Linked DNA regions of Mus musculus: regions 1, 2 and 3 are each linked to region 4. The links are chromatin loops, found by intact Hi-C in ENCODE. Cell type or tissue: heart. All regions are shown on one strand. Links, peaks and the distances in the headings refer to the core of each region. The heading gives the core; the rest is flanking DNA. Region 1 holds the start of Clhc1 (clathrin heavy chain linker domain containing 1). Region 2 holds the start of Mtif2 (mitochondrial translational initiation factor 2). Region 3 holds the start of Ppp4r3b (protein phosphatase 4 regulatory subunit 3B). Region 4 holds the start of Ccdc88a (coiled coil domain containing 88A).

Evidence for each region. A loop is a pair of places that touch in the nucleus more often than their neighbours do. Peaks named below come from ENCODE experiments on the same cell type or tissue, not always from the same donor. Only the 100,000 strongest peaks of a DNase experiment are listed, where the experiment ranks them.
Region 1: it touches region 4 in a loop (13-fold over the local background); 4 of 42 quality-filtered maps call a loop at or near these places.
Region 2: a loop joins it to region 4, with 3 times the contacts of the local background. A loop is called at or near these places in 11 of 42 quality-filtered maps.
Region 3: it touches region 4 in a loop (10-fold over the local background); 2 of 42 quality-filtered maps call a loop at or near these places.

What each region holds. Positions count from the first base shown.
Region 1 is chr11:29,547,809-29,551,607 of GRCm38, reverse strand. It overlaps Clhc1 (clathrin heavy chain linker domain containing 1), which reads right to left and starts at 3,658. Exons shown (of 12, transcript NM_028504.1): 1 at 3,468-3,658. It overlaps Rps27a (ribosomal protein S27A), which reads left to right and starts at 3,568. Exons shown (of 6, transcript NM_024277.2): 1 at 3,568-3,767. In heart, for the core only: a CTCF peak has its summit at 1,906; no DNase peak of the experiment used is centred there; H3K4me3 peaks cover 853 bases; H3K27ac peaks cover 684 bases.
Region 2 is chr11:29,524,324-29,527,888 of GRCm38, reverse strand. It overlaps Mtif2 (mitochondrial translational initiation factor 2), which reads right to left and starts at 1,492. Exons shown (of 14, transcript NM_133767.3): 1 at 1,046-1,492. In heart, for the core only: a CTCF peak has its summit at 1,382; a DNase peak (open chromatin) is centred at 1,508; H3K4me3 peaks cover 2,227 bases; H3K27ac peaks cover 1,520 bases.
Region 3 is chr11:29,171,259-29,175,057 of GRCm38, reverse strand. Ppp4r3b (protein phosphatase 4 regulatory subunit 3B) reads right to left here and starts at 2,082. Exons shown (of 16, transcript NM_134034.3): 1 at 1,611-2,082; 2 at 330-385. The coding sequence starts at 1,752. In heart, for the core only: a CTCF peak has its summit at 1,522; DNase peaks (open chromatin) are centred at 1,677, 2,177 and 2,897; H3K4me3 peaks cover 2,500 bases; H3K27ac peaks cover 2,233 bases.
Region 4 is chr11:29,371,913-29,375,711 of GRCm38, reverse strand. It overlaps Ccdc88a (coiled coil domain containing 88A), which reads right to left and starts at 2,054. Exons shown (of 31, transcript NM_001363368.1): 1 at 1,302-2,054; 2 at 1,105-1,205. The coding sequence starts at 1,364. In heart, for the core only: CTCF peaks have their summits at 1,175 and 2,045 (motif pointing left); a DNase peak (open chromatin) is centred at 2,141; H3K4me3 peaks cover 1,759 bases; H3K27ac peaks cover 1,407 bases.

The sequences.
Region 1 (3,799 bases), core at 649-3,148, 180 kb before region 4:
ATCACTTAAATGATAGCTTCTTAGGTTTCAATTCAACACTTAAAAACAAACCCACCATGTATTTCAGAACACTGGGGATAAAATCAGTCTCTAGAACATGGTAAGTAAGCTATGTACCACTGAGAAATACTCCAGCCCTCTGTTTAAAATTTTATATCACATTTTAATTATTTTAAGGTGTGTGAAATGGAAAGTAGCTGAGACTTTGCTCTCCCAAAAGGTTTCTTTTTTCATGTGAGGAATGACTGTGTATGCTTCTTGCTGATACAAACAAGGTCAAATACTTCTCTACCTCAGTGCCTGTGACATTGATCTATCAAACAATGACCATAGTTAGTTGAGTTTTGAATTGTTTTAAATTGTTGTTTAAAGACAGGCTTTGTGGCAACCCTAACTTCCTAAGTAGCTGAGAATGACCTTGAATAACTCACCTTCCTGCCTTCACTTCCCATATGACAAAAACACACCACATGCTTAAATAAACAGATCAATTCCAATAACAACAAAACTTGACTTCTAGGGCTGGAGAGATGGTCCCAGTTAAAAGCACTGGTTAATTTTTTATTGAATCTGGATTTGATTCCAGCACCTACATAGTGACTTACAACCATCTGTAACTTCAGTTCCAGCAAACTGATGGTTTCTTCTGGCTTCCACTGGCACCAGGCATGCAAGTGATACACCAGACATAAGCACAGGCAAAGCCCATGCACACACACAGAGACATACACACTCACACACACACATACACAGGCAGAAAGGGCCTTGTTGGGAAGAAGGGTTTCAGTAGGAGGAGTTAGGATGAGACAGGGTGATAGTGAAAAAGACTAAAACTCACTAAATATATGAAGCTATCAAAAAAGAAAAATTTTAAGCTACTGCTGTGGTGGGACACACCTTTTTTTTAAATTTTTTTTGGGACACATCTTTAATCTTAGCACTTGGGAGGCAGAAACAGTTGGATCTTTATGAGTTCAAGGCCAATTTGGTCTACATAGTAAAATCCAGACCAGCTAGGGCTACACAGTTAGATTCTGTGTCAAAAAACAATGTTTATTTATTTATTCTAAAGAGCTCTAATGATAGTATTGCATAGTTTTTCATGGCATGAGATTCCATTAATTATTTAATCATCCCAATTAGTTATTGAACTTTTACTACTATAAATAATGATGTGTTGAATAAGTGTTTCAGTTAACTTTATGATATATTGGCAATATAGCTATATAACCAGTTATCTAAACTAATGTATTGAGCTTCAAATACCACAGACATGAATCAGGACACCAGTCTCCATAGTGGTGCATGTCTTTAATCCCATCACTTGAGAGGGAAACAGCTGATCGTCTGTGGGTTCAAGGCCAAGTTGGTCTACATAGTGAGATCCTGGCTAGCCAAGACTACATAGTACGGTCCTGTCTCAAATAAATAAATAAACTAAAAATAAAAAAAAAATAAGGGAGACACCACAATAATTTTGATGAGTTGGATAACAAAAAGTCAAGAGGACATAATTTACAAGAGGACATAAAGTAGTCTGAGCAAAGCCATAAGCAATGTATGCTTAAAGTGCCAATTTTACAAAAACAATCACTTAGTGTCTGTGTGTGGGCACATGCTTGTCACGGTACACACATAGAGGTCAGAGGACAATTTATGGAAGCCCGTTCCTCTTCCTCCTCCATGGAGGTTCCAGCAACTGGATCAGCAGTCTTGGCAGCAAGTGCATTAGCTCTTGGAGCCATATCACTGCCCTAAAGTGTTCTCAAATATAAAATCAATTTGTTTTACTCATTAGTTCAATCACTATTGGATGTCTATTTAATATTTTACTGCTAGAGATTCAGCAATAAGTAAAATAAGGTCCTGGCTCCTTGGAGCTTAAAATTTGGTAAGACACAGATGATGTAATTGCAAATAGTCAAAGACAGGGGAAGGGCACAGTCACTGGGGCACACATCGGAGTAGTAGTGGCAGAAACCCAAGTTCCTCCTTTGGTGTCCTATTAATATCCTTTTAGGGGCTTTTATTCTGACAAAGCTATCTTTTTATGTTATGCCCTTGTTCCTACTTGAAGCAACACATTTTATTCTCTGTAGTGTTGGATATCAATTCTAGGGCCTCACACATGCTCAGATAACCTTTAACCCCAAAGTAAAATATTTGAATGATGTGGAATAACACCATCACTTTTTGCTTTTCTGTTTATGTTCACATTCGTGTGGGTACATGTGTGGAGACAGGAGGATCACGTTATATTGAGTGTGTGTGTGGGTCTTCTTAATCAGTCTACCTTTTATTTTTAAATTTTTATTGCACTTCGTTAGTTCGGGGGTAGGGAGCGCTGTGAAAGTCTGAGGGCAACTTGCTAGAGTTGGTTTTCTCCACCAATTGAATCTCAAGGTTGATCAGATCTAGAGCAGATGTAAATTTTCTTTACTGATGGAGCCATCTGGAAGCCCCATCTTATTTTAAGAAATATGTATGTCATGTGTGGGTGTAGGGTCGTCGGCCCCCATCTCTCATTGAACCTGCTGGCCAATGAGGTCCAGGGAGTCTCCTGTCTCTGCTGGCCTACCATGTCACAGACTCCACCAAGCACACCAACCTTTTTAAAAAGTGGGTGCTTGAGTTCCAACCCAGGGTTCTGCATATCGAATATTAGCTACTGTGTCATCTCCTAGCCCTACATTTTTACTTTTCAAAATGTGTAATTTGGAGGCAGCAGAGCTAGTATATTAAAATGAGGAAAGAGCAAACAGAGATTATTAGGGAGTTACGGATCCTCGTTGTAAGAAAACGGAGCACGCCTACGCTTACGGATAGGGTGAAAAGACATTGAGAGGGTGCATTAGAAAGGGCACTGGGTTTGTGAGGTGGAGAAGGGACTGAGAGAAGGCACCAGCTTTTAACAGCTTCAAGTTTCCCCGAGGGCACATGCTCCTATTTTCTCCAGGATGGACACGCTCCACATTTAAACTTATAGTCGAAAACTAAACATTCTGCAGATTTTCTTATCGTATGTTTTTTAAAACGTGAAAAGATGAAAATTCCAATACATTTAACCGTTTCATACTAGGGAGGCGCGTGACGCTCAAAAGCTTCTTCCGATCGGATGAAGGGTAGCGGAAGGGACTACCGGGAGGGGCAGAAACCTGCACTTAGAAAGACTTCGACTATACCTTAGATGTGGCTAGCTCACTACGGTGTGACAGACACCTTCAGCCCCCAAATGCCTTTCTAGCCCTTAAGCCTTCCCTCCGGGGCATTTCCAGAGAGTCCCCACCCACGCGCAAATCATAGTGCCTCATCCCCTGAGTCCTCACCTGACTCTCTCCTAACCCTCACTCCACAGCTTAGACAGTGTAATCAGGTATCCGGGAAGTGTGGAAATGCATCCTGGGACAAGTAGTTCTAACAAGAAGAAAGCAGTGTAAAACTACAATTCCCAGATAGACTTGTTTTACCTCTCTCTTATGTTTCACAAGCCCCCTTTAAAGGAAAGCCTCTCTTAATCGCATCGGCTGTATAAGAAAGCCTTTTGAGGCATTTTTTTTAGTTGAGCACATCATTTCGAGGCCATTCTGAGGTAAACCGAGAAAAGAGCGTAAAGAAACCGAGCGAACGAGCAAATCTGGCACTGCGTTAGACAGCCGCGATTCCGCTGCAGCGCGCAGGCACGTGTGTGGCCGCCTAAGGGGCGGGTCCTTCGGCCAGGAGACCCCGTCGGCCACGCTCGGATCTTCCTTTCCGATCCGCCATCGTGGGTGAGTGTATGCTCTGTGGCCGCGCTCTGGCT
Region 2 (3,565 bases), core at 1-2,500, 150 kb before region 4:
CACACCATACAGACACAGAAAAAAATACCAATAAAAGGAAAAAAATCTAGAGCTGAAAGTGACACAGTAAAGTAGTAGAGAAAGGACCTGATGCAGTAACAAAAGGCCTTGACTTGACACCTCTTACAGACCAGTCACTCTTGTCCTATGAGTCTCATTTTCCTGAGTTCTGAAAAAAGAAAGAAGTGTTTCTTTGTAGCCTTTCTATAACAAGGTTACAAAGAAAAAAATGAGATGATAAATGTATTGTTTCTCACTGATGACTTACTTTCTCTGAAGATTCACAACATGAATGTTACAAACATTCACAAGCCACCATCTCCCTCATTTATAGATAATTCTGAGGCTTTGTGGGTGTTTAATAGTTAGTATTTTACCTTAAAAGACTCATTCAAGAAGGAAAGGATCAAAAGAAATTCTGACTTCATTCCAAGTAAATGAACTAAGATTTAGAAATTCAAGCCAGGCCTGCTGGCACAGGCAACTCTAGGCAAAGGCTGGAGGATGCCAAGTTCAAAGCCAGTCTTCAGTCTTAGCTACATAGGGAGCTCAAGGCCAGGCTAGGTATATCAGGGAAACCACCTTTCAAAAGAAAATGCAAAAGATAAGAGAAGAAAGAGGAGGAGGAGGAAGGAGATGGAGTGAAGGGGCAGGGAGACAGAGAAGAAAGAGAGAATGCATTGCTTTAATCATGCAAGGGAGTAAAAGGAAGTGCTCAGAAAGCATAGGATTCCTTAAACCTTTTTTTTTTTTTTTTTTTTTTTTTTTAAGACAGGGTCTCACTATGTAGCCTTGGCTGTCCTGGAACTCACTATGTAGACCAAGAGGGACTCGAACTTATAGATCCACCTGCCTCTGCCTCCCAAGCGCTGGGATTAAAGATGTGCACTACTATGCCCATCTTACTTAAATCATTTTTAAATGAGCTGTGAAGCAGATTTGACAAGGGCACAGAACAATGAAACGAGACTCTATGAGACAAACCAACACAGAGATATATAATCGAGAAATCAGACACATCAGAATAATAACCCAAATCTCAAACCTGGGAAGAAATCTTGGTTGTTAAATATCCCAACGCCTCTCACTTTACAGAGGACAGTGGACTCAAGAAGGGGTCATTACTACTTCCATAAGGTTAGCGGCAACCGAGAACTCAGGCTGACAATTCCCATAGCGGAGAGGGCGTGCGAATGCTGCAAAAGCGTAGCTGCATTAACGGAAATGTCTGAATAGACCAGTAAGAGGATTTGGAAAGGAAAAAAAAAATCGTTGTGAAAAATCAAACACCGCCGCTGCCACGCGGGCCTCTGGGGAGCGCACCTGAGCGCTCGTGGACTCCGAAGCCGCGGCAAGTGACACTGGCACTCGCGACCACCCTAGCGCAGAGACCCCACTCACTCAACTCCCAGGCGAGGTCGCCCTCCGGACCCAGGAGAATTGTGGGTCATTCAGTCCGTCCCTTCCGTGAGGTCCCCGTCGTGCTTCCGGTACCGCCGGAAGCAGCTTCCCCATGGAATTCTGGGTTGTCTGTGGCTGGTGGAGGCCGGCTATGGCTGGTCCTGTAACCTGCAGCTTCGGCTGCTGGCCTGCAGTGGGGACCGGGTGCTCTGCAGTTCCCTCCCTTCTCCAGGAAGAACACGTACTTCAAACTTGCGTGTATCTAGCTGGAAGGAAGCGGCGCAAGGTGGCCCTAGAAAGCTCTAACGGGGTGGGCAGGGTAGGTAGTGGAGCTAGGGTTCTCCGGCTGCTGGCCCAGCCCGTTCACAGTGTGAACTTAGAGGTGTGTTGTCAACTCTGTGCCTCGACTTTATCTGTTGTATGGAATCACGGTACGGACTTCATAAGATCGTGGGAAGGTTTCAGTGACTTGTTGAGAGTACGAGTCAAGTAAACGTTTTTCGTTATGATTTTGGTTGTTTTTCTTCACTTTGGAGTTTTTCCGGTCTCCTCTTTGGCCACAGCCATCATCATCTCTTGAGGGTAACTCGTTTACACCTAGCACTACCACAGATTAAGGGAATAGCATAGAAAAGTTTCTTATCCCAAAGCACGCTTTACCATTATCTCTCATTGTCTACCCTAAACTCAGGTCCCTCAGTCCACTCATTTTCTTTAAAAAATTTTTGTCTTTTTTATTTGTATACACACACTGAATTCAGGAACTCAGGCTTGAAATAAGCTCCTTTATTCACGTAGCCATCTCATTACCCTTACCCCTTTCCATCACAAAGATTCAGTCAGTATTAATGACTATAGAGACTCCTGAAAACCTTTTTTATCTGAATCTCCATTAAGCCCACACTTGAAAATGACCCAAGTTCATAAACATGTATTGAAGTTCACTTTCTGTAAGCAGTTCTTTGCTCTCACTTGCTTTGGCAAGCATTGAGAAACCAGCTAAAATAATGTGTGGCCTACTAAAATTTACATCCAACCACCTGTTCATTTGCTTGCACCTGGACATTCCCTTTACCTCTACAACCTCAACCACATGGCCTTTTTTGCAGTTCAAACTCTGTCATCATCATTCCATCCGACCTCCGGCCTGGGTGCATTGTCTTTTCCTCAGACACTTTTTCTGTTAGTTTTCAGCTTCTGCTTCTCAGGCCTCTTTGAAAGTCCTTAACTCGGCTTTAACCCTTTCAACGTCTGTAGCCATTCTGTAGCCTGTAGTGTAGTTCTAATAGAATCACTGTATCTCTGGGCAAACATCAGAAGGAATAGTTGTTTTCTAGAAGTACTTGGACCTTGAAGAAATCATTGTAGAAAACTGTTTGGGTTCAGGAATCGCCACACAAACCATAGGAATAATAAGCAGGAATAGTTTATTGAATGCACATCCTAATACTGGTCAGACCAGAGACAGCTCAGAATTATCTCAACTATGACAATGGATATCCTTTCCTATTAACTTATAAAGGAAAAAAACCACAACGAGTTCATACACAGGTGCAGGAAATGCTGACTACTGGGCAACTCAGACTCAAGATATTTTAGACATAACAGTTCATATTGACCTTTAACCTCATGGATCCTACATGAAATTTTGTGGAATTTCTTAAGATTAATAAACCTCAGAACATAACCTAACAGATGCAGTCAGCATGATCCTGTTCTGAGTCAAATTATTTTTCTATGTCAATAACTGGCAGGCATATTACAGCCTCAATATAAAATAGTTTGTGAGCATGGAACAAAATGACTACAGCTATGCTGGGAGTGGTTGGGGGAAGTCAGACCATAACAAAAACAATGATTGTTTTATCTGTGGAGTTGTTTTTCTGCCTTTGAATGACTTTGGTTACAAGCTAGTCCTGGCAAACCTGGAGCCAATTTATTGGGTACTGGTAACAGTGTATAATAAGGACTACATTTGCAGGAGGGATGATGTTTTCCTTCAGAAAACATATAGATTAGATAAGGGGTGTTAAAACAAAATCCTAATCGTTCACTTTTACCAAATGAAGACTCAGAATCCAGATGCTGGGGTAAAAGCCTATATTAGCTCAGAAAGGCAGAGAAAGAACTCAGAAGGCCTTCTTCCTCAACTGACATCTCAGAA
Region 3 (3,799 bases), core at 496-2,995, 200 kb after region 4:
TCTGAATTTTCTTTTAAGCCATTTCTTTCAAATGTGACTTAGAACAAAAGGTTTAGTGCATATAGAACAGACCTGGCTTACTTTAAAGATCAAAGAATACATTGTATTGCAATACAAACAGTGGCTCAATTAAAAACCAACATTAAATCACCAATATAAAAACTGCTTTTCAGTCTGAAACTCTCAAACTGAAGGAAAATATATATGGTTCCTAATTTTAGTTACCAAACTTTTTTTCTTGTCTGGAAAATATTCCCATCTTTGTCACATAAATAATACATCCTGGATCACAGATGAAGTTTTCAAATTAAAGATAAACAACTACTTGCCTGCTGTTTCTGATATGCAGTGTTTGGATTTATCTTTGACTCTAAGAGTAGCGATCCTGAAAGAGTAAAAAAAAAAAAAGTCTGAAATTATAAAACCTTCAGTAGCACACATCTAGTAAGCATTTCATGTCTTCTCACCAGATGAACATCTGAAGCTACAAATGTATTTTAATTCATATTTTCTAAATAAAGACTACATGGTTAACTTAGACTGTTTCATCCTACCTCCATATGTCCTCAGAAGGAAGGAAATGTGAAATCAATATTCAGACTATGAGGTAACTAAAACCTTTAAGGTCTAATTGACCATTTGAAGACTAAACTTTAACAAAAGCTGTTTCACTGAATTTCCTGTCTAACAAAACAAATTACAAGGACCCCAGAGAGACTTACCATACAAATGATATTTATCCTTTTCCTTTGACAAACCCTCCTCTTCATAATGTAGAAATAAATGCCTCTTAACTCCTAATGAGGGACTCTGCACTAGTACAACATTTGCCCAAAATGATCTAAGATTGCTATTCTTTTATTTCTTGAATGCATTAGCTGTTCCAGTTGGGCAGCTCTTGAGTATATATAAGTAGTAGCTTTTTTATTATGGCTGTCAGTTTTTAATATTAAAATGGTTTCTATGAATTCTGCAATCAACAAATACAACTTCACAGTCCGCTTTAGTTTTCTAACTTGCCGAGATTGTGGAACCCACTTTTTCACTCCCTACAACGGCAGCCTTGGAGGGATCAATCAATAAATATGTACGTGCTTGTGTGTTTCGTGGCAACAGTCTGTAGTAACTCCAAGAGAAAGTCCGTTTTAGTTTTCCCCAGCACCTGGCGATTGGAACAACTGAAACTTGTTTTTAAGGCAGAGTTTCTCTAAACCTTTTATGCTACATAGGTACAACCGACAGGACTGTACCTAAAGCGGCTCGGGAGTCGGGGGTCATCTCATGGGCGATATTCCTACCTGGTCTTCTACTGACTTCCCACTCATACATTCTAAACCTCAACTACCGGGTTGGGATGGGGGGGTGGGGGGGGGGGGAGAAGGAGTCAAATCCTCAATAGGGATGGAGGCGGAGAACTGCGAGTTCACGTCTGACAGAGAGTAAATCCAGGCCCAGCAGTTTGTTTTTATCGTAAAGAAGGGCAGGCTCAAGACCAATGCGCTGTCCCTAGTGGTGCTAGTCAGAATACAGTACCGGAGCGCAGCGCTTAACCCTCAGGTTGTGCCGCAACCGATGCACTATCCCCTACCCCACCGTTCCAATACCCTTACCGTCGGACTCGGCACGAACCAGCAGCGACATCCCCTTGAGCTCCTCTACGTAAGTGGAGGAGACGTGCCCGGTGCCTCGGTCGTCCCATTGCCGGTCTTCGTTAAGGGTATAGACCTTCACTCGCCTCCGTGTATCCGACATGGTGGCTTCTGGCCCCACCGTTCCAGCCGCCACCTCCTCGCTCACCTCGCCGGTATCCCTCACTCTTGAGAGCCGGTAGTGGCGGCAGCGGCGGTGGTGGCAGCGACTCTGGAGAGGCCCGAGTTTACCATGGCTCTAAAGGTTTAGCCGCGAGAAGGGGTGACCAGAGCCACCGAGAGCCCTCCGCTCGTGGTCTCCGCTACCCCTCCCTTCACCGCGGCGCACAACCACTCTCCCTTCCTTTTGCGTCCCGGAGCTCGCTCGCTCTCCCGCTGCCGCCGCCCGCCGCGGTTACTACTACAGATCCGCCATCTTGTAACCCGACTCTCTGCCTTTCTCTTCCTCTTCCAGCAGGTTCGTACGGGCTGCCCTAGCAGGGGCTACGGCGGCCGACGAGCCCAACGCACAGTACCTTTACCTCCGAACACACTTCCGGAGAGTCAGACCTCGGCGATCTCGCGAGGAGTGCGCCGCCGAGGTGAGCCGGCCAAGGAGGGACTTCCTCCTCTTTCGGCCCCGCTTCCTGATTCGGGAATCTCAGTTGGGCGGGGAAGTCCCGCGAGCTTTTCTACCTGCGCCGGGAGGAAGCGTGTGTAGAAGGTTGCCTTGGCGATGGAGTTGCCGAGTTGTTCTTCGGGATTTGTAGGGCTGATGTTGGTCATGTGGCGGGTTGTCAACTCTGGACTTGCTCTCAGCAGAACAGAGCCAGGCTGAGAAGTCCGAATGCGTGCACAGGACTAGAGTGAAGCCAAGTGTAGGGACTCAGGCTGACAGCCCGAAAAGGACTGAGACGGGGTGAGGGTGTTCGAGTCATTCGTGAAGACGATGGGAGGTCGAGCCTTCACCCACTAAAATCCGTTATAGAATCTGCGAGGCTTCTGCCGGGAAGGTGTTCCATGGCCACGATGAGCAGTGGGCGATCTAATGTTCCACAAACGCGTTGACAGTTCCTATTTCCCGCCGAAGCGTTCTTCCGTTAGCCGGGTACCACGGACCATTAAAAGGTTCAGAGAGACCGGCGGCAGCGACGAGGCAAGCACAGGCGTACAGCCTCACAATCCTCGGGGAGCTCTCAGCTTCATGTGCCGCAAGAACGGTTTCCAGCGTGAAGTTAACGTCGCTCAGAGCGTGACGCTCGCCCGAAGGCATCCGCTCCCAGCGTAGTTCTGCCGCCTCTCCGTTCTCTTATATGGTCCCTCAACTCTTGGCTCTAACCTGAAAGGTGAACACGGGGCAGGTGCACATGTTGATCCCGCGGTGTATTTCGGGAGTTGTAGTCATCACCATGCTTGTCAAAGTGTGCTTATGATTTGACGAGGTTAGGCGGCAACTCATGTTTAAAAGGGTGTCTTATGTACATAGTCGCTTGATTGAAAAGGATTTCAAAATTTGAACTATCATTGCGATTCTTTAAATGTATGAGGGACCAAGAAAATTAGCCTGGTCTGCTGTCATTTGCCTGTAACGACTGCATATGGAAATTGCAGCCTATGGTATGTAACAGGATTCTGCCTATGATAAAAGGACGTGAATCACTATACATAAGTCCCTGATAATCTGTGACTGATATGGACAAAATGTACTTTGAACCAGGGAAAATATGACTTGTTTGGGGAAGGCCATAGAAAGCTTTCCAGAGTCAGTGTTTTAGCCCAATGTTAGAGGACACCCAAGGATTTGTCTAAGCATCCTTTTCATTGCCCACTCTAAAGGAGAAAAGAACGTTGGCAAGAGCACTGGATAGATCCTGGAAGCCCACTCAGCCTTTAGGACAGAAATTTCAGGTGCCCAGAGCATTCTCTGTAGAATGTTTTGGTCAGGGTCCATCCAGCTTATGCTGTAGTCTGGAAGCATCACTGTGCCATAGCCATACCTTCCCCCAGAGTCTTTTACAAGGAAACTACAACTCCAAAAGGTTGTAGCCCAAATGAGCCCCTGATGTCCTTGATCTTTACAAGTAATACCTTTATATGTGAAAAAATTAAAATGGCAAAGAACTTCTGCAATGCAAGGTAAGTCTCTTCAGCTCCCGCTTCCCGCTATTCTC
Region 4 (3,799 bases), core at 891-3,390:
TGCAGGTGGGAAGGGCAAAGACATTTTCTAACTGAGGGTTTCCTTCTCCCTAAAGATCCCTGTGTCAAGGTGACAAAAACCTAACCCGCAAAAACCTCTTAAAATAGAAAGTATAAAAAGAAAAATAATTTCCATTAAAAAAAAAAAACGGAATTGATATATGTAAAATTAACAGAATAGTATACAGACTCTAACAAGCATTTATACTGAATTAATTTCTCACATATATAAAAGAAGTATCTTCAAGTCAAAAAGTACAAGATTCTTGTAATGATACTGGACTGAGAAAGAAGTCTAAATCTTCAGCAACTGATAACCACTTTAGTACTCACAATGAATCTGCACTACAATACCGTAACAATAAAATGGAGTCATTTGTATTACTCTGATCTAAGTACTGATATGCTTTCAATATTCAATTTCTAGCTCAAAAACCCCATTCCTACTTAACAGATGCTCAGTATTACAAACAAAAGATTTAACTAATTAACCCAGCTCTCAAGACTTCAGTTATTTATAAACCTCAAAATACCTTTAAACAATTCCTCAAATATTAAACAATTTAATAATTCATCAATAACACAATAAGCCATCTAATCAAACTTGGATATTTAAATTGTTTGCTACAAAGTCTTCCTGACCAATTGTAATGTTAACTGAATTTTTCACTTCTGAAACATATTAGTTCACCACTTTCCATTTTTGAACCACTTATTCTTATACTAAAAAGGTTAATAAATATCTTTCCACATATATAACTTCAGTTAAGTCTTTTCCCTGTGGTAGACAAGATTTCTCTATCTCCGTCATTTTACCAAATGACCAAAGATGACACAATGTAGTTTGAATTTCAGCAGTCAAGACAATAAATGACAAAACAGAATTGGCAAAGTCACGGATAAAGTTTACCAATTTTAACAGGTATAACTATTTGGTTGTGATAAATGGGGCAGGCACATAAGAATACCGCTCCTTCCAAGATCCAATTAAACTACCTGATTTTTTTTTTTCTGGCCAAAGAACCAAATTAAGTCGTGAAATCTAAGTTCAAAGTATGTAATGTTTCAAAGAATATAAGTTACCAAGAAAGAAGAAGACACTTACATTTGGAGCATGACCTGGTTCAAGAATACCCCATCCACTAAAGCCACATACTCATCCAGGTTAGTCCCATTTCCTGCAGCCAGAGGTCCAAACGTTTTAACCTAGAACAGAAGGATTATCACGACGTGAACGCCCACCTCCATCTCTGCAGCCACAAATAACACGGCCAAATATACCATAAAGGACATCTTCCTTACCCAAGTGACCAAGGGGCTGGTCATGAACTGCTCCAGAAGGGGAGTGAAGATTTCGTTCTCCATTTTACAGATTATATATTCAGGAGGGGGCGGGGGGAGGAAGTACCACAAATACGCCCAGGGAATTGGTCAGTAAATGTAGAAGACGGAATCAATGAAAGTTCATTCCGGCAGGAGAGGAAAATCCCATCGAAGAAGGGGAAGAGCTGTCCCTCCTTAGCCCCCCCGGGGAAACGAGCCCGAATCCCGCGCTGAGCCGCAGCCGATGCTGGCAGTCTGCACCCGGTGAGGAGGGGCAGAAAAAAGGCATCTGGAGGAGGAGGACGCGGAGAGCGGCCGGGGCACGAGACAAAAAGCCCGTCAAGGTTGCCCCGCTCCCGGGGGGAGCCGGCCAGCGCAGCGGCCGCCAAGAACTCAAGCCCAACGTGGGGGCCGAGGGGGCCGGGCTGGACCTGGGCGAGCGGTTCTGGGCGTTCCGGCCGCCAGTGGGCACGGGCGCCGAGAGCTGGGAGCGTCTGCCCGCAACCTCACAGCCTCAGGCGCGGCTCGCCCCTCTCCAGGCGCTCAGCATCCCTCCGCGGCCTCGCGCTCGCTTCAGCGCCCTGGCCTTGGCCGGGGTCCGGAGCACCGAGGCGTGTCCCTGACCGTCCGGCTGCAGGAGCCCCGCCAGCCTCCGTGTGCCTCAGCGACGCCCGGACGCTCCGCTGCCGCGCTCCAGCCTCCTCCGCCGCCCTCTGGAGGAGCTAGGGTAACGGCCTCGGAACCGCAGTGCCGCAGCACACCCGCCGCCGGCCTGGCGGGCGAGCGCGCCACTCCCTCCGCGCCAGTATCCTTCCGCCGACTCCCCGCCCTCCCGCGCCTCTACCTCTGGATTGTGGGAGAAGAAAACCGCTGCAAGAGCGCGCTCCCGCGTGAGCGCGCCCCCGGCCGGCCCGCCGCCGCCCAGATTCTGGCGGAGCGTGGACGCGCGGACGATGCAGCTGCGGCGGGGGCCCGCGTCGAGTCCGCGCCCCGGACGGATGCCAGGGTGTAGGGGGCGAGACTGAGGAACCGGGCAAGACTGAGGAACCGGGTCTGTCTGCTTGCTCGCTCATGTCTAATTATGGTTTCTTTCCTCCTGGAGCGCCTTCTTTCATGTGTGAAGGAAAAGGAACGAAACCCATCTTTTTTTTAAACACGAGGGGTGCAGACATCCTCTTTCGGACACTTTGATTTGCTCTGTTAAACATGCTTTCTCGCCCCCTAAAAGGCCTAGGAAAGCTGCAGCAAGAAGCAAAAGCACATCTTGGGGGGATGGAGGTTGTTTTTGTTTTCCCGTCTTTTCATATATATATGAAATATTTATAGATATAATATATATTTATATAATTTATATATTATATATATATGAAATATTTATAAGAGTCGAGAATAACCAAAGCTGCCTTTCAACATGGGATTTCCTGACTGGAGTTTCCATGATGCAGGCATTATTTTTTGACTTCTTGGTCACTGGGAAAAAAAATCCAAATTGAGAGCCACAAGAGAAAATATTTAGAAATCATCCAAGTTGTGTGACAAACATTTGTTAAAAATCATTTATCTTATGTACTAGAGGGCCCATCAAAATATGACAGTTCCACAGCAAATTAAATGTTATTCTTCCTCATACCCATAGCATGTCCAGGATAAGATGGAATAGAAAACATCTTTTTCCAAACACAATATGGTATTGTGATATTACAATGCATTTTATGTTTGCACAGTGCTTACAAGTACCTATCCTCTTTGACTACTCATATGTTTAATGATATCTATTTTTGTATGTTTTATTTTTCATTGATTGTATGAATTTTTGCCTTGGATGTATGTTTCTTCCCCACTTATGTGCCTGGTTCCTGTGGAGGTCAGAAGAGGGCACTAGGTTCCCTGGAACAGAGGTTAGAGGCAGCCATGAGCCACTGGATGCCAGGAATCAAACCCTGGTCCTCTGCACCAGCAACCAGAGCTCATAACCACTGAGTCATCTCTCCATCTCTCATAATTTAAGGTAACAGTAAACATGTTTTATCATATACTAAATTAAACACCACAATTTCTTCAGGATTTCTTTTGTTTGTTTGTTTGTCTGTTTGCTTGTTTTCAAGACAAGGTTTCTCTGTGTAGCTGTCCTGGAACTTACTTGTAGACCAGGCTGGCCTCGAACTCAGAAATCTGCCTGCCTCTTCCTCTGCCTTCCAAGTGCTGGGATTTAAGATGTGCACCACCACGCCCAGCAAAAGTTTGTTTGCGTCCAACGTGGGGCACGAACCTTCAGGATTTCTGATAGCAAGACTCACTAGCTGTGTGAACCTAGACACATTACTGAGCCCCTCTCTTCCCATGTAAAGCAAGAAAAAACAATAAAGACCCATGAGATGGCAGTTCATTGCAAATGATCTGCTACTGCAAGCAGTAGCATTGTGGTCATTATTCCCCGGAATTCTAATCTTTATAAACAACTTGGAACACTACAGCCT